Regions from separate parts of the Homo sapiens genome. Here all the other regions are linked to region 3. Evidence: chromatin contacts called from ENCODE Hi-C or POLR2A ChIA-PET data. All regions are on one chromosome and are shown on one strand. Each heading gives the region's core, a stretch centred on a gene start or an enhancer-like site at or near the end of the contact. The rest is flanking DNA. Distances are from core to core; before and after follow the strand shown. Region 1 has its middle 15 kb from the start of SLC25A10. Region 2 overlaps TBCD (tubulin folding cofactor D). Region 3 holds the start of LINC01970 (long intergenic non-protein coding RNA 1970). Region 4 overlaps NPLOC4 (NPL4 homolog, ubiquitin recognition factor). Region 5 holds the start of OXLD1 (oxidoreductase like domain containing 1). Region 6 holds the start of QTGAL (queuosine-tRNA galactosyltransferase).

The links. A loop is a pair of places that touch in the nucleus more often than their neighbours do. ChIA-PET counts read pairs that join two places held with the same protein, here RNA polymerase II (POLR2A). Pooled maps may share reads with other maps.
Region 1: POLR2A ChIA-PET joins it to region 3 with 11 read pairs in A549. The contact joins the enhancer-like site here to the promoter of LINC01970 in region 3. A Hi-C loop is called at or near these places in 4 of 50 pooled maps. POLR2A ChIA-PET finds 5 or more read pairs at or near these places in 4 of 52 experiments (A549, Caco-2, HEK293T and 1 more).
Region 2: a loop to region 3 is called in a pooled map, with 5 times the contacts of the local background. The contact joins the enhancer-like site here to the promoter of LINC01970 in region 3. A Hi-C loop is called at or near these places in 2 of 37 single-sample maps with no recorded cell type and 7 of 50 pooled maps. POLR2A ChIA-PET finds 5 or more read pairs at or near these places in 1 of 52 experiments (MCF 10A).
Region 4: a pooled map shows a loop between it and region 3 (5-fold over the local background). The contact joins the enhancer-like site here to the promoter of LINC01970 in region 3. A Hi-C loop is called at or near these places in 1 of 50 pooled maps. POLR2A ChIA-PET finds 5 or more read pairs at or near these places in 3 of 52 experiments (T-cell, WTC11 and common myeloid progenitor, CD34-positive).
Region 5: a loop to region 3 is called in a pooled map, with 4 times the contacts of the local background. The contact joins the promoter of OXLD1 here to the promoter of LINC01970 in region 3. A Hi-C loop is called at or near these places in 3 of 50 pooled maps. POLR2A ChIA-PET finds 5 or more read pairs at or near these places in 3 of 52 experiments (H1, T-cell and activated CD8-positive, alpha-beta memory T cell).
Region 6: a map of dorsolateral prefrontal cortex shows a loop between it and region 3 (8-fold over the local background). The contact joins the promoter of QTGAL here to the promoter of LINC01970 in region 3. A Hi-C loop is called at or near these places in 1 of 168 maps with a recorded cell type or tissue (dorsolateral prefrontal cortex), 1 of 37 single-sample maps with no recorded cell type and 9 of 50 pooled maps.

What each region holds. Positions count from the first base shown.
Region 1 is chr17:81,726,070-81,728,769 of GRCh38, forward strand. No RefSeq gene overlaps it. Among named protein-coding and RNA genes, the nearest start is that of SLC25A10, 15 kb to the left of the region's middle. Within about 2 kb of position 1,427, at least 6 of the 41 ENCODE cell types and tissues checked have a DNase peak (open chromatin) inside an H3K27ac peak, as active enhancers do.
Region 2 is chr17:82,862,696-82,865,395 of GRCh38, forward strand. All of the region lies in intron 13 of TBCD (tubulin folding cofactor D), which reads left to right. Among named protein-coding and RNA genes, the nearest start is that of ZNF750, 24 kb to the left of the region's middle. RefSeq lists an enhancer at 1,333-1,842 and a silencer at 2,133-2,212. Within about 2 kb of position 1,401, at least 17 of the 41 ENCODE cell types and tissues checked have a DNase peak (open chromatin) inside an H3K27ac peak, as active enhancers do.
Region 3 is chr17:82,291,369-82,294,068 of GRCh38, forward strand. LINC01970 (long intergenic non-protein coding RNA 1970) reads right to left here and starts at 1,446. Exons shown (of 2, transcript NR_135639.1): 1 at 1,155-1,446; 2 at 1-195. RefSeq lists silencers at 1,042-1,091, 1,132-1,381 and an enhancer at 2,138-2,247.
Region 4 is chr17:81,597,159-81,599,858 of GRCh38, forward strand. It overlaps NPLOC4 (NPL4 homolog, ubiquitin recognition factor), which reads right to left. Exons shown (of 17, transcript NM_017921.4): 10 at 87-158. Among named protein-coding and RNA genes, the nearest start is that of NPLOC4, 39 kb to the right of the region's middle. RefSeq lists an enhancer at 1,261-1,380. Within about 2 kb of position 1,418, at least 5 of the 41 ENCODE cell types and tissues checked have a DNase peak (open chromatin) inside an H3K27ac peak, as active enhancers do.
Region 5 is chr17:81,665,191-81,667,890 of GRCh38, forward strand. OXLD1 (oxidoreductase like domain containing 1) reads right to left here and starts at 1,415. Exons shown (of 2, transcript NM_001039842.3): 1 at 1,328-1,415; 2 at 1-394. The coding sequence starts at 1,387. The coding sequence ends at 11. CCDC137 (coiled-coil domain containing 137) reads left to right here and starts at 1,547. Exons shown (of 6, transcript NM_199287.3): 1 at 1,547-1,710; 2 at 2,539-2,672. The coding sequence starts at 1,577. RefSeq lists enhancers at 341-450, 611-1,532, 1,533-2,454 and silencers at 1,111-1,430, 1,631-1,780.
Region 6 is chr17:83,050,352-83,053,051 of GRCh38, forward strand. It overlaps QTGAL (queuosine-tRNA galactosyltransferase), which reads right to left and starts at 1,419. Exons shown (of 13, transcript NM_001009905.3): 1 at 1,386-1,419. The coding sequence starts at 1,400. LOC124904094 reads left to right here and starts at 836. Exons shown (of 4, transcript XR_007065967.1): 1 at 836-894.

The DNA.
Region 1 (2,700 bases), core at 177-2,676, 570 kb before region 3:
TTGGTTATGTTGAGCCAACCTTGTAAATTCTGAGATTGCGTGTGAAAGGTTCTCCCTGTGGTTCTGGATCTGTCCAATCCTCTGTGCACCTCACAGTCCTTCCTGACGTGATCCAGCTCCGTGTCTGCGCTTGCCGCTTTAGTCTCAGGTAAACATCTTAGTGGCACAGAGCCCACCAGTCTGCCCAGACAGGGGAGAGGCGGGTGAGTGGTGGCAAACCATGTGACCCAGTTCTTTTTTTTTTTTGAGATGGAGTTTCGCTCTTGTCGCCCAGGCTGGAGTGCAGTGGCATCATCTTGGCTCACTGTAACCTCCACCTCCTGGTTCAAGTGATTCTCCCGCCTCAGCCTCCCAAGTAGCTGGCATTATAGGCATGCGCCGCCATGCCCAGCTAATTTTATATTTTTAGTAGAGATGGCATTTCACCAGGTTGGCCAGGCTGGTCTTGAACTCCTGGCCTCAAATGATCTACCCACCTCCACCTCCCAAAGTGCTGGGATTACAGGCATGAGCCACTGTGCCCGGCCTCCATGTGACCCAGTTCTGATGGCAAGACGTGAGGAGAGATGCCCTGGGAGCCCTGATGCAGTCCAGCCTCTGTGGACACACTTCTGATGGTCACACAGTTACGTTTGGCAGACCATTCTTTTTTTCAGTGATGGAATATTCTTCTAGGTCCTATGTAATCATTGTTGTTTTCACTTCTATTTTGTCTGATGTTAATATCACCGTACCTGCCTTATGTTCTACCTTTCCGGGTCATTTTGTTTTGGGTGTGCATAAATACTCATGTGGCAATTCAGGCCGGACGCAGTGGCTCGCGCCTGTAATCCCAGCACTTTGGGAGGCCGAAGCAGGTGGATCACTTGAGGTCAGGAGTTCAAGACCAGCCTGGCCAACATGGTGAAACCCCGTTTCTACTAAAAATCAAAAATTAGCTGGGCATGGTGGCGCGCACCTGTAGTCCCAGCTACTCGGGAGGCTGAGACAGGAGAATCACTTGAACCCAGGAGGCAGAGATTGCAGTGAGCCAAGATTGCACCACTGCACTCCAGCCTGGGCTACAGAGCTAAACTGTCTCAAAAATAAATAAAGTAATAAAATAATAAAATAAATAGTCACGTGATGCTTCAGGTCATCTGACATCCTGCCCCCCACCCCTTAGTAAAATGCCTGCTGTTTTATTCAAGCAGCTACCACCCCACCCCAGTCCTTGGGCCTCAAGGGCACCAGGGCCTGACCCCAGCTCCCAGCATGAATAGGGTTGGTTTAAACCAGTCGGCATGGCCCACAGTGACTGGTTTAGGCATGGGCCTGTCACCCACACTGGGCCAATGATATGTAAGATGTTTATTGTAGCTTCCGGGATGGAAACTTCTCTGCCAGCTTGTGGGTTGGGCAAGGACGACACTCCGGGCCCTACCGGCGGAAGCTCTGCTCCTGTCGTGCGTGGACCACGCAGCAAATGGCCTTGGAGGCTGCTGGCAGCCATCTTGTGACCATGAGGCAAGTCAGCGCAGGCCGAAGCTGACGACGCGAAGACAATGAGGAGAGGGAGAAAGAGCCGATCTTTGGTGTGTATTGGCTGTGACGTGCTGCCGCCTCTCTGGAGACCGGGTTCATTATACTTTTCCTGGTATCTTCTCATGTTTGCTCTGCTGGCTTTGGGCCCGAGTTTTACCTCCTGGGTGTATTGTGTGTGCCTGTTTTGTGGTGTTGGTTTTGCTCCTGGGTTTGTTGACCCTTGGGTGTCTGCTCTTTTTTTTTTTTTTTTTTTTTTTTGGGACAGAGTCTCACGCTGTCACCCAGGCTGGAGTGCAGTGACCTGATCTTGGCTCACTGCAGCCTCTACCTCCTGGGTACAAGCGATTCTTCTGCCTCGGCCTCCTGAATAGCTGGGATTACAGGTGCCTGCCACGGCTAATTTTTTTACTTTTAGTAGAGATGGGGTTTTGCCATGTTGGCTAGGCTGGTCTTGAACTCTTAACCTCAGGTGATCTGCCCACCTCCGCCTCCCAAAGTGCTAGGATTTATAGGCATGAGTCACCGTATCCAGCATTTTTTGCTTGTTTGTTTGTTTTGAGACGGAGTCTCGCTGTGTCACCCAGGCTGGAGTGCAGCGGTGTGATCTCGGCTCACTGCAAGCTCCGCCTCCCAGGTTCACACCATCCTCCTGCCTCAGCCTCCTGAGTTGAGTATCTGGGACTGCAGGCGCCCGCCACCACGCCCGGCTAATTTTTTTGTATTTTTTAGTAGAGACGGGGTTTCACCGTGTTAGCCAGGATGGTCTCCGATCTCCTGACCCGGTGATCCACCTGCCTCGGCCTCCCGAAGTGCTGGGATTACAGGCGTGAGCCACCGCACCTGGCCAGCTCTAGCTGGTTTTACGGGTGAATTTTTACCAAACATTCATGGAACAGAAAAATCCGTGTCTTGAAATTTTCACAGAAGGCTAGCATGATCTCAACTCCAAAATGAAAATTAAGACACATCTGTTTCATGACTGTAGATGTAGAAAGCCTAGATAAACTATTAATAAATTGAAGTCAGCTGCATATAAGAAATGTCAGACCTCATGATCACGTAGGGGTTATATCAGAATTTCAATGTCAGGAAACTAACTAATGTTATCTGCATGTTACATTAAGAGTAAAGGAGGCTGGGCGTGGTGGCTCACGCCTGTAATCCCAGCACTTTGGG
Region 2 (2,700 bases), core at 151-2,650, 570 kb after region 3:
GCCATGTCTTTTTAGCTTAGGGACTGTCTTCTGCCGTGAGTTGGCCTCTCTGCCTGTGCACGTGTGTTGCCGGCCCCGGCTCAGCTGTGGCAGAAGTCAGTCACCTGTGGAGTTATGGAAGTCCAGGCGGCCACCCCAGGCCGGGGCCTCATTCCGTTAAGTAGGGCCAGGTGTCTGTCCTCTCACGCGTCCGAGGTGGCTGCCGGCGTGCGGGTGTGACTGTCGATGAGAGCTCTGAGCTGGGATATCTGGTGACGGCTGCCCCTGCTTGGTCTTGCGGTGTGGCTGGGGAGAGGATTACTGGGTGGAATGTAGCCGTCCGCCTTTTGTGTTGACCTCTTGACCTCCCTTTTGGGAGGCTTATTAATGTCAAAAAGTGAAGATATGAGGATGGGATCGTAATTTCTTTGTGTTGCTTTCCAGTAGCCCAGGGACCAAGCTGTGGGAACCAGGCCTCCATGTGCTGGCCCCACCGTCCTCGTGGTGCCTGTGTCTGTCCAGGCTTAGTCCTCAGATCAGCTGCTTCACCACATTGGCTGCAGGCTGGGTGGCAGATGCCCCCAGGAGGAGGAGAAGCATTTCTTCCCAGGGCTTTGGCCTGTGCTGTGTGCCTGGAACCTTTAGGTGCTGTGGCTTCGCAGACCCGGACGCAGCGTGGAGGCCAAGCGGTGTCTGTACAGGACCCTTCAGTGATGAGGGTGGCCAGGCTCCAGCCAGGTCCTAGGGAAAGCTCTCCGAGAGCGACGGCTTAAGCAGTTCTGAAAAATTGCAAATGATCTGTGTTCTTGGAGAAAGAATGGGAGAGAAGCACTCACTCACAATAATGTTGCACCTACTGTGTGCGGGTAGGGTGCAGGCAGTGTGGTCCAGTGTGAGCGGGGAGGGTGCTGGTTGAGGGGTTAGTGCTCGGGACGCAGCCTTTGGACCCAGTGCCCTCCCAAAACTCTGCTCATCAGTGCCCCTGAGCTCAGCATTGACCCCTGGAGGAACTGGGCGCCTTCCCTGGTCTCAGACTGTAAGCCTCCTCGGGAAGCAGCAGTTGGCTCCTGATGCAGCTGGCCTCAGATCCTGTTGGGAGAGCAGGATTGGTGAGGAACCTGGAGAGGAGTAGGAGGTGCTGCCTGATAGCAGAGGTGGGTGATGGGGGCAGAGAGGGTAGCAGGGGCCCAGTTCAGTCCTGTCTGGTTTTCACGTGGAGCTTTTTATAGAGTTGTGCTTCTCAAGCCTTTCAAATGCCTCACAGCGGCAGTCCGACGTGCAGTCAGTGACAGCTGAGTAGATTACCACCCTCAGGACTAAATGCAAAATCATCTTCACTGGGTGCAGCATTTACAGTTTTGGTGCTGGAACCTCCTAACCAGTGTTCTTAGGGGCTGTCTTACCAGTGAAGGGAGCTGCCTGCTGTTGACGCTCCACAGGAGGTTTGCGGCATGGCTGCCATCTGTGTTGTGGCCTGGGACTTTCTTAGAGAGTGGGTAAAAGATGAGTCATCTCTTGTGTGATTTATCAGCTTCACTTGTGCTTCCAGGGCTCTTTGAAGCGTCTCACTTTTTAATTTCATGAAGAAACAAATGTAGTGCAGAGAACAGAAAGCTGCTGTGTGACCTGCGGGTGCCCAGCCTGTGGGGCTTCCTCATCGCCCCCATCCAGGCAGATCGAGTGCCGGCTCTCTGTGCTCTCCAGGAGGTGGCCTTTCACAGCAGGGACGTTCTGTGCTCTTATTTTAACAACTGTAAGAATCTGAGCTTGGTGACAGTTGGGTGACCCGGGCTCTGTGTCTTCGTGTTGGCCAGGGTGTGTCATACACCTGGCCTGGCCTGCGTGCCTCACGTGTGGTGGGGATTTGTGACTGTCCCCAGCACCTTGACAGAGGGTCCTTGACTCTGCGACCCTGCACAGTGGGTGGTGGCAGGTGGGATCTTGGTTCACAGGCACAGGTGGGGAGAGTTGCTGGGCCAGCGTGGCTGGGTGACTTTCCTGTGGAAAGAGCGGGCTTGGGGCTTGGTGCGTGATCCCACCGAGGCCGGGGTTGTGCTTGGGGCACTGGGGGAGAGCAGAGCAGGTGATGCATATCCGGGCGCCCACCCTAGCAGCACAGGAAGGGCTGGGATCACCACTCCCCGGGGCACCGTGGGGACAGCGGGGGCCTGCTCACTCCCCGGGGCACCGTGGGGACAGCGGGGGCCTGCTCACTCCCTGGGGCACCGTGGGGACAGCGGGGGCCTGCTTGTGTTGGGGGTGGGGCTCCTTGCCCCCCAAGGGCAGGCCGAGCACCAAGTCTGTGCTTGCCCCACTGTGCAGCGTTGCAGGTGCAGCAGACATGAGGCCAGCTGCTGCTCCCTGCAGGCAGCTGAGGGCCTCTGGGAAGGCTTCTCTACAACGTCCTGTGGGAACTGGAAACCCAGATGTCAGTGGAACCAGGTGTTCTGTCCATCACTGCCTCTTACCTCCTAGCAAATTCAACACTGGCGTTTTTTTTTCTGAGCAAGTTGAGCTGCATTTTTGGGACAGGAGCCATGGCTGTGTGTGCTGGTGCTGAAGGGAGGGTCTGCAGGGACGGCCACACGGATGGCTGTGTGTGCTGGTGCTGAAGGGAGGGTCTGCAGGGACGGCCACGCGGCTCTCGGGAGCCGTTTCCTGCGCTCGGGCTCTGCACCGGCAGGCTCCACGCTGAGGGTCCCTCCACATCCACCCCATCGT
Region 3 (2,700 bases), core at 196-2,695:
GCCGGTGCAGAATCTCGCTGACTTTTGGGTGAGCATGTTGAGGGCCCCCTGCGTCAGCTGCTCTTCTGTTGAACGGTGCAGGGTGGGGAGGCCTGGGCTGCACTGGCCACACAGTCCCCTCAAGAAGATCTTCTACGTGAAACAAAGGAGCACTGAGCGAGGGGAGCTCTGCTCAGAAAGGACCATCTTGCATCACTGAAATTGTGGGAAATGATAACAAAAAATTGAAATGTCGTGAAGAAACACACCAATAAGACCATTTTTAAATATACAGAGGAAGCTAGAAAATACAGAAAGAGGAACCATTCGGACAAGATACTCAGGAAATATCCAGGATTGTTATACCTAAAACAGCCCTCACTGCCCCCCTCCTGGCAGCGCACCTGAGCCCGGAGCCTGCCAGGGACAGCTCTGAGGAGCCAGGCAGGGCCAGGGATGGGCTCTGAGGGGCCAGGCAGGGCTAGGGATGGACTCTCGTGCCTGCCTGCTTGAGGCTTCCTTGGTCAGAGCGAGCGATGCCACCTTTAGGATGGCCAGAATTAGCAAATAAAAATATGGGATGCCGATAAATCTGTACTTCAGATAAACAATTTTTAGTACATGCCCAACGCGGTAGAGGTAAATCTATAGGGGCTGAAGCAGATTTGCTGGGCCGTGGGCAGGGTGGGGAGTGAACGCTCATGGGCACGGGGTTTCTTTCTGGGGCAACAGAAACGGTGTCACATGAGATAGTGAGCATGGCCGCCCATCTCCGAATATACGGCAAAGCCATAAGCTTTCAATAAGTGAATTTCACAGTAAGTGCATTATATTTCAACAAATCTGTTTTAAAATCTTAACTGAGCCGGGCGTGCTGTCTCAGGCCTCTAGTCCCAGCTACTCTGGAGGCCGAGGCGGGAGGATCGCTTGAGGCCAGGAGTTCAAGACCAGCCTGGGCAACATAGCGAGACCCCATCTCTACAAAAAACACGTTAAACAAAAACGTTAATTGGGCGTTCCGTGTTGTATCCAGCAATCCTAACCGCCCTCCGTCCCCGCGAGCCCCAGTCCTTCCCCTGCGGCTGGGCTGGGTCCCCCGTCCCGGGCGGTGAGGGCGCCCTGCAGGCGTCCACAGAGCTGGGCTTCCGTGGCGGCAACCCTAACCCCAGCGCCACCTGGTACGGCCCGGCCCGCGGGTCCCTCCGGGTCAGGACGCAGACGCGCCCGCGGCGGTAACCGGGGGCCCGGGGGCCTCGGGCCCACCCCGGCCAGACCCCGGGGAGGAGCGCAGGACACTGCCCGCGCCGGGACTCGGCTGTTTCCGATCCTCCCGGGCGTCCTTTAGGAGACTCATTCGCAGCCGACGTTGCGGAGGCGCAGGAAAAGGGCGAGCAGGTGCCTCAGGGACACCACTTCCAACCGCACGCCGATCGCCGGCTCCACCATAAATAGAAACGGGTGGTCTCTAATTGGCCTAGCTCTAATTGGCCTAGCTGTTGTCACGTGCTCTCCGATGGCCCAATCACTAAGGCTGGACGATGCTGCACTGTGAATGGCCAGGCCCGAGTCATGTGCCCGGAGAGGGCGGGGCTGGGCCCTTCCGCTCGCCGCGTCTGGCGATCGCGGCTACGGAGACCCAGGAGGGCCCGGCCAGGAGACCCGCTCTCTAGAGCGGCGAGGGCAGGGGTTGCTAGGGCGCCGGGGTCGAACCCGCGCTTCCTGCAAGTCTTAGGGCCGCATCCCTGCCGAGGCGGGCGTTGGGAAGGGTGGGAGATGGGAAGGTGCGGTGGTGCGGGGAGGGGAGGGCGCCGGGAGGGGTCGGAGAGGGGTCGCGGGTTTTGGGGCTGCGAGGAGGGAAGGAGGGAAGAGGAGGGAAGAGGAGGGCAAGGGGAGGGGAGGGCGGGGAGGAGAGAGGGCGCGGGCAGGGGAGTGGAGGGCGCGGGGAGGGGAGGGCGCGGGGAGGGGAGGGCGGGGAGGAGAGAGGGTGCGGAGAGGAGGGCGGGAAGGAGAGGGGACGGGGGGAGGGAGGGGACGGGGGGAGGGAGGGGAGGGTGGGGGAAGGAGGGGAGGGGAGGGTGGGGGAAGGAGGGAAGGGGAGGGGAGGGGAGGAGAGGGCGGGGAGGGGAGGGGAGGGCGCGGGCTGCGGGGCTGCGGGGAGGGAGGGGCGGGTTCAGGGCTGTGGGCCCCGCCCGGGGCACCGCCTGGATCAGGCCTGAGGCCGGCTGCAGAGAACTTGGGCACCGCGGACCAGATTGCTGGTCACCAGGATGAAAAATAAAAAAGACCCAAACAGCTCCCCCGACCCCGCCTTCGCGCAGGCCCCTGGCGTTCTGCTCAGGGGTTTTTGTTTAATGAAGAACGTCAAACATCTGGCAAGGTCGGAATGATTTTGCGATGAGCACCGCCTGGATTCTGCGGTGAAAGCGACTGTGTGCGCGCTCACGGCCTCGCCTGTCCCTGCATCAGCCCATCTCGTCAGGCAGATCAACATGAAGCTGTAAAACGGATGACTTAGGCCGGGCGTCGTGATGGGCGCCTGTAATCCCAGCTACTCGGGAGGCTGAGGCAGGAAAACCGCTTGAACCTGGGAGGCGGAGGTTGCAGTGAACCGCGGTTGCACCACTACACTCCAGCCTGGGAGACAGAGCGAGACTCCGTCTCAAAATAAATAAATAAAACATATGACTTAGGTATATACGCATGGGGGGAATCCTCGTAAGG
Region 4 (2,700 bases), core at 168-2,667, 690 kb before region 3:
CGGTGCAAAGAGACCCTGATAATGCAGGCCAACACCATCTGTAACCAAGCCATAGGGCCACACGCACAGTCCTGTCTCCACCTCACCTTATTTCGACTGTAGCGGACGGTACCCTTTCGGGTATCTTCTGAGACGAGGTCTGTAAATATCCAGCCAACCTTAAAAAAAGGAAAGTAGCTTTTAAACATCTCCTCAAGATAGACGATGAATGGCTGGGCGCAGTGACTCACGCCTATAATCACAGCACTTTGAGAGGCCGAGGCAGGAGAATCACGAGGTTAAGAGATCGAGACCATCCTGGCCAATACAGTGAAACCCCATCTCTACTAAAAATACAGAAATTAGGCCGGGTGCGGTGGCTCACGCCTGTAATCCCAGCACTTTGGGAGGCCGAGGCGGGTGGATCACCCGAGGTCGGGAGTTCGAGACCAGCCTGACCAACATGGAGAAACCCTGTCTCTACTAAAAATACAAAATTAGTTGGGGTGGTGGCGCATGCCTGTAATCCCAGCTACTCAGGAGGCTGAGGCAGGAGAATCACTTGAACCCGGGAGGCAGAGGTTGCAGTGTGCCAGGATCGCGCCATTGCACTCCAGCCTGGGCAACAAGAATGAAACTCCATCTCAAAAAAAAAAAAAAAAAATTAGCTGGGCGTGGCCGGGTGTGGTGGCTCACGCCTGTAATTCCAACACTTCGGGAGGCCAAGACGGTGGATCACGAGGTCAGGAGATCAAGACCATCCTGGCTAACATGGTGAAATCCCGTCTCTACTAAAAATAGAAAAAAATTAGCCGGGCGTGGTGGCGGGTGCCTGTAGTCCCAGCTACTCAGGAGGCTGAGGCAGGAGAATGGTGTGAACCCGGGAGGTGAAGCTTGCAGTGAGCCGAGATTGCGTCACTGCACTCCAGCCTGGCCCACAGAGCAAGACTCTGTCTCAAAAAAAAAAAAAAAAAAAAAGATAGATGATGAATGTTTTCTGGCTTCTGCCCAGAGAGCTTAAAAAGAATGTTCTCAGTCAGAAACTCCTTTTTGTGAGCCAGGTGAATCTACATCAACAGGTTCCTCAAGTAAGATGCCAGGCCACACCCAGGGATCTCCATCTCTGTTCAGTAGAAACTGGCCACCCTCCCTCTGGTGCTGCTGGGTTAGAGATGAGTTTCCTCAGCACCAGCTCTGCCCAGCACCATGCTGGGTGCAAGAGACACAGCAGTGAGTGAGACCAACAGAAGGTGAGTGAAAAAGGCACTTAAACTCCCAAGAGGAAGACAGACAACAAGCAAGCAAATAAACATTTCAGAGAGTAGGTCTTTCCTGACAAGCTAAGAAAAAGGATTCCTAGAGAAAGGCACATAATACAAAAGGGGTAATATAATGCAGACTTCACACAGCTGCTCCTGGGAGCTCCACCTCAAGGCCGGAAGGAAGCATCTGAGGGTATGAGGATCTGAAACCTGTGACCCAGCAACCCCTGCACGTTCAGTGTAGCAGTGCCTGTGTGCTGTGTGATCCTTAGGCCCGCCTCTGCCTGTGAATTCCTGCACCAGAAGCCCGTCACGAGGCCACAGGAGCAGCAGTTGAGTCCCGGCAATTGTCACTTCTGTCCTCGGGAAGGATCTGCGGCCCATGACCCTCTCCAGCACTACCTGACACACAACTCTTCCCATCCACCCCCAGCAGACATGACTAGCCCACTGGGAGACTTTCACTGTCTTTAAAGATGCCCCAATGAATGAAAAACCCAAGGTGGTGGCAACAGAGAAAATGAAACTTAAAGGGTTAATTATGCAGTAAATAAAGCAAAATCAAAATCAAACTGAGAAAAATTAGGGCTTAGAAACTCATATTTTAGGCCAGGCACGGTGGCTCACGCCCATAATCCCAGAACTTTGGGAGACCAAGGCGGGTGGATCACCTGAGGTCGAGAGTTCAAGACCAGCCTGGCCAACATGGTGAAACATCGTCTCTATTAAAAATACAAAAATTAACTGGGCGTTGTGGCGGGTGCCTGTAATCCCAGCTACTTGGGAGGCTGAGGCAGGAGAATCACTTGAACCCGGGAGGCAGAGGTTGCAGTGAGCCAAGATCGTGCCACTGCACTCCAGCCTGGGTGAAAGAGCAAGACTCCTCAAAAAAAAAAAATAAAATAAAATAAAAAGAGAAACTTGTGTCTTGCAGAAAATTATTTAAGTAATTTCAAGATTATGAACTGTAAGATTATAACAAATTAGGTCAAAAAATTGGACCAATCTCTTTTAAACAAGAGAACTTCCAGAATTTGAACCCAAATATGCCCCTAAATCAAGATGCTGACTCCTTGTTAGAAACAGGATGTTTCTTTCCTAAAGACAGTAAAACTGTGTGGACTGCTCACTGACACTACTAGGTTTTAAGTCACATTTGCAGTCTCACCCGCTTCATCTGTAGAGAAGATTAAATAATCTAGAGATTATTTTTCATGGTCTGAGTTGATTAGGAAATAAAGGATAAAACATACTTATTAACATTAAACTCGTAAGATATGTTCAAATTCATGGCTCTACATTAATTTATTAAAATTGTTCCTGGGAACTGTATCAATGTCAGATAAACCAGATCAATAGAATAAAAAAGGAAATCCTTTTCTCATCTTCTAACTGTTCCATGAAACTAGGAAGAATTGTAGGCTCAGAGAGCTAAATTATAAACAGGAAATTAAATGAT
Region 5 (2,700 bases), core at 165-2,664, 630 kb before region 3:
CAGGGATGGCTCAGCCTCCGCACCTGGTGTGCAGCCGGATCTCCATCCTGAGGAAGGCCTTGAGGTTCTCATCAGCCACGTGCTCCTCCAGGGCAGCCAGGGCCCGCTCCCCACCGTCCTGGAAGTGCTGCAGCAGCCTGTCCGCGTACTCCACCCACACGCAGTTGGGGCAGCCACTCATGCAGCAGTTTGTGGGCGGCTGGAGCTCAGGTGGCAGCGATGCCTTGGGCGGCCTGGTGCCGTCCGCACCTGCTTGGGAGCCCACCTCTACGTGGTCTGTCCCGAATTTTCTGCGCCCATCAGGGGCTTGCGCTCCGGGATGGTGCCTTTGAAGAAAGCTGCCACCTCCAGGAAGCCTCTGGCAGCAGTCCGGGCTGGAGAACCGGCGAGCCCCCTGAGGATGCAGACAAACATGTGACTCTCCAGGAAGCTGGTGAGGCCCGGTCTACCCCCAGCAGTGAGGACATTTCAGCTCTCCTGTCATTGGGCAACTGGCTCCATGTCCTCAGCTTTTTCACTTCCTGTGACTTTAGACATGTTATTTCACCTCTCTAGACTCAGTTTCCCCACTGTGCAATGGAAGTCATGGGTATGACACGGTGTGATTCACAAGAAGTGCCAGGATCAGGGCCTGGCGCCGGGTGTGCACTCAAGCACATGGTGGGGGGTGGGGGAGGCACTCGACACCTCCAGCTAAGATGGCTGCTCTGTGGACACCAGTATGCGAGAGGTGTAACCCTGTAAGCTCCTGGCCAGCCCAGCACCTCTACCAGTATAACCAAGCCCCACCACCTCTGAGGGACCAACCGGAAGAATCGCACCACCCTTTATCCAAGTTTCCCTGTCACAAAGCCCAGGCCTCTCAGGCCCCTCTCATCCCAGCGTGAATGTCCTATAGGCAGTCTTCCGTCGCTGCCCTGCTCTATCTACCCAGGATCACGGACTGACACGCTACCAACTTCACTTATTTAACTAGTCCTGCGAGGGGCATCATCCGCTCCATGTCCACGGCCAGTCCCCAGAGCCCAGGAGGGCTCGCACACAGGCGCTCGGCAGATACTGAGAAACAGGAAAGTGGCCGTTCACCGGGCTGCTTCCTCTCCCAAGGCTAAGCGGCCCCTCCACAGATTCCGGGGCGGGGACTCGGTAAGAGCCGATGGAGGAGAGGAGCGAGGGGTCCTTCGGCGGCGGCCAGCGCGCGATCCTCCCGGCTCCGTCCCCACATGCGGGTGGAGGGGCCGGGGCTCCTCCCGGTACGTGCGGGCCCCCGGACAGCGGCCTCTCGGACGTGCCCTTCGGCGCTGCCAAGACCCGTCCTGGTACTTGCCGAGCCACGGACCGCGGCGGCTACCGCCCGGCCTCCCTCGACCACCCTCCGCAGCAGCATCGCCCGCGGACGGGATCCGGCAACCCCTGACCGTGAGCGGCGGGCGCTCCGGCCAATCCCGGACCTTCAGGAAGTCGCGCCGCTCCAGCCAGCGTGAGGCTGAGCGCAGGAAGCGGAAGTGCCGATCGGTGGGGCGGAACCATGCAGGAAGGCGGAAGTGGCTTCGCTAGGGAGCCTCCCGGCGTGGAGATGGCGGGAGCTGGTCGCGGAGCAGCGGTGTCCAGGGTGCAGGCGGGTCCTGGGAGTCCCCGGCGAGCGCGGGGGCGGCAGCAAGTGCAGCCGCTGGGGAAGCAGCGCCCAGCCCCGTGGCCCGGGCTTCGCAGGTGACTGCGCTGCCCCGCGAGGCCGCCACACTTCCCCAGAGAAGGGGACGCCTTGAAGGCTCCGCCCGGGACCCCCTAGGGAGCGTTCGCTCGGACCCCTTCCCCAGGTCGGGCTCAGTGCCCTCCTCTGTCTGTGCCCGCGGCCCACGCTCCGCCAGGATCGGTTGAATGAATGGAGGCGCGAGCGAGTCCTTGGTTTTGCCTTTCCCGCGTCCCAGTGTCCCGTCTTTGTGGTTCTGGACGAGGTCAGGGCGGAAAGGCCTCCTGGGCTTTCGGAGTGCCTTTCGGCCTCGCGTCCCGTGAGGAAGGGGTTCAGGGACAGCCACTGAGTGAGACCGAGAGGAAAGATCCCTGCTCCCTGGACTGCTGGACCGGCTCGCACCACAGAAGCCAGATGTGGCCCCTGTATAGATAGATTCTTTTTTTTTTTTTTTTTTTGAGACGGAGTCTCACTCTGTCGCCCAGGCTGGAGTGTGGAGTGCAGTGGCGCGATCTCGGCTCACTGCAAGCTCCGCCTCCCGGGTTCACGCCATTCTCCTGCCTCAGCCTCCCGAGTAGCTGGGACTACAGGCGCCCGCCACCACGCCCGGCAAATTTTTTGTATTTTTAGTAGAGACGGGGTTTCACTGTGTTAGTCAGGATGGTCTCGATCTCCTGACCTCGTGATCCGCCCATCTCGGCCTCCCAAAGTGCAGGGATTACAGGCGTGAGCCACCAAGCCCGGCCAGCCCGTGTAGATTCTATTGCCAGACCCAACTATTGTTTCTCTTACTGATTCTGCTTGTGCTTTACTTGGGACGGGTCTCACCCCCGTGTTCTTTCTCCCAGCAAAGAGAAGAAGAAAGTGAACTGCAAGCCCAAGAACCAGGACGAACAGGAGATTCCTTTCCGGCTCCGGGAGATTATGAGGAGCCGCCAAGAGATGAAAAACCCGATCAGTAACAAGAAGAGGAAGAAAGCAGGTGTGTGCAGGCCCATACTGGGCGGCAG
Region 6 (2,700 bases), core at 169-2,668, 760 kb after region 3:
GAGTGTGAAACTCCATTTCAAAAAATAAAAATTAAAAAAAAAATAAAACGAGTTCCCTAATTTATTTACAAATTTACCTTAGTTTGGATTTACTTAGAGGAAAAGAAGGAAATAATTTTTCTCAAGATCTACAAAATATAATGTTTCTATCAAAGATAGACCTTGATTCACCTGTTACCAATTTTAGTAAGACTGGAATAAAAAAGAAAAAAGGCTGGAAAAAAAACAAACAAAAAAACAAAAAACAGAAAACATGCTGAGCCTTTGGGCGACTGCTAATCCTACATCCCTGTGGTTGTTCCCTGCATCGGCCTATTGGCTGGGTCTGAACCCTGAGGGCCTTTGCTCCAGCCTCTGCCGGAGCACGGGGAAGGTGTTCGGGGCTTAAGGGCAGGTTTTTAGGGCACGTGTTTGGGGTAAGTGTGCTGGGCACACAGGCAGGTGTGTGGGCACGGAGGAGGTGTGCAGGTAGGTGTGTGGGATGCGCAGGCAGGTGTGCACGGCAGGTGCACGGGCAGGTATGGGGCACGGGCATGTATGCAGGACGCAGAGCAGGTGTGTGAAGCAGGTGTGCAGGCACAAGACGTGTGTGTGGGGCATGGGCAAGTGTGCCGGGAATGTGTGACGGCAGACGTGTGGGGTGCGAGGTTGTGTGGGGGCACACGGACAGGTGTGCAGGCAGGTGTGGGGCACGGGGAGGTGTGCAGACCAGGTGTGTGGGGTGCGGGAGCGAGGCAGGTGCGCGCGGCAGGTGCGCGGGGGCGAGTCAGGAGCGCGGGGCACGTGTGTGGGGTGTGGGGCAGGTGTGCGGGGGCGGGGCAGGTGTGCAGGGCAGGCGTGCAGGGGCAAGGCAGGTGCGTAAGAGCGAGGCAGATGCGCAGGTGCGCGGACCAGGTGTGTGAGGTGCGGGGGCAGGTGCGCGGGGGCGGGGCAGGTGCGCAGGAGCGAGGCGGGAGCGAGGCAGGTGTGCGGGCGCGGGGAAGGAGCGCGGGGCAGGCGGGCGGGGATGAGGCAGGTGCGCCGTTCCTCCACCCCACGACCAGGTGAGGGCGAACGGGGAACTGCCTGAGCTCCGAGCCCGGAAGCTTCAAAATCAGAACGAGGAAGGTCGGTGAGGAGGCCACGCTCGCGGGACGGGGGCAGGAAGCGCAGCCGGAGCTGCAGATCTCGGCCGCGCCCCGCGGGCTCCAATCCCGAGCGTCCCCCGCACGCGCAGCCGCGCTCGCCCGCGGGGCCTAAGGGCTGCTCAGGGCGGAGACCCCGTAGGTGAGCCCGAGAGGCGGTGCGGGGCTGCGAACCCCGGAGCGAGAGAGGACTGGAGGGCGGGGTGAGGGGACGCGAGGACCCAGCCTGCACGGCGGGGCACCCTCCCCGCTGGCACCTACCACGTGGGCCTGCATGGCCTGGCTCTCCTCGGACGCCCCGCCCACGCCGGCTCCGCTCATCCCGCCGCTTCGGCCTACGGCGCCTGCGCGGGCGGCACCAGGAGGCGGGTCTGAGGCCAGGCAATCTCCGATTGGTGCAGAGCGGCGTCCATAGGGGTGGGCCTCCCGGAGGGGCGTGGAAGGGGCGGGGCTGCTCGGCGCGGGGCGGGGCCGGGAGGTCGCCGCCTCAGTCTTCCGCCCTGGGCCACGCCCCGGTCCCGGGTCACCTCTCGGAGCCGCCTCCTTGGCCCGTGGAAGCCTCCTGCTCTCCCCTAGGGCGCGCGTCACAATCTCTGGTCCCCCGTAGACGCCGCCGCGGGGAAGGCGGGGCTGTGCGAGGGCGCCGCGCTGCAAACCCAAGCCAGGCGGCCTGGAGTTGCTGTAAAGCCTCAAGCAAGGCTGATATGTAAAAGGTCGTTGCATTTCACCCGGGCTGTGGGCTGTGCTACTTGACCGGGGAGGACGAGGGGACTGCAGGGCGTCCTTTCAGACAGACGCGGTAGGGAGAGCAGGGCGTGCAGGACACTTGACGGCCCCAGGAGAGGGGTGAGGCCCTGACCCCACCGGGGTGTCATCCAGGAGGAAGGGTGCCCGGGGCGAGGTCCCCCAGGAGAAGTGCCCAGGCCTGAGGCCTTGACCCCACTGAGATGTCCCCCCAGGAGGAGGGGTGCCCGGGGTTAGCTCCCCTAGGAGGAGGGGTACCCGGGAGTGAGGCCCTGACCCCACCGCGAGGTCCCCCAGGAGGAGGGGTGCCCAGGAGTGAGGCCCTGACCCCACCAGGAGGTCCTCCAGGAGGAGGGGTGCCCAGGAGTGAGGCCCTCACCCCACCGTGAGGTCCCCCAGAAGGAGGGGTGCCCAGGAGTGAGACCCTGACCCCACCAGGAGGTCCCCCAGGAGGAGGGGTGCCCGGGAGTGAGGCCCTGACCCCACCGCGAGGTCCCCCAGGAGGAGGGGTGCCCAGGAGTGAGGCCCTGACCCCACCAGGAGGTCCCCCAGGAGGAGGGGTGCCCGGGAGTGAGGCCCTGACCCCACCGCGAGGTCCCCCAGGAGGAGGGGTGCCCAGGAGTGAGACCCTGACCCCACCAGGAGGTCCCCCAGGAGGAGGGGTGCCCGGGAGTGAGGCCCTGACCCCACCGCGAGGTCCCCCAGGAGGAGGGGTGCCCGGGAGTGAGGCCCTGACCCCACCGTGAGGTCCTCCAGGAGGAGGGGTGCCCGGGAGTGAGGCCCTGACCCCACCGTGAGGTCCCCCAGGAGAAGGGGTGCCTGGGGAAAGACA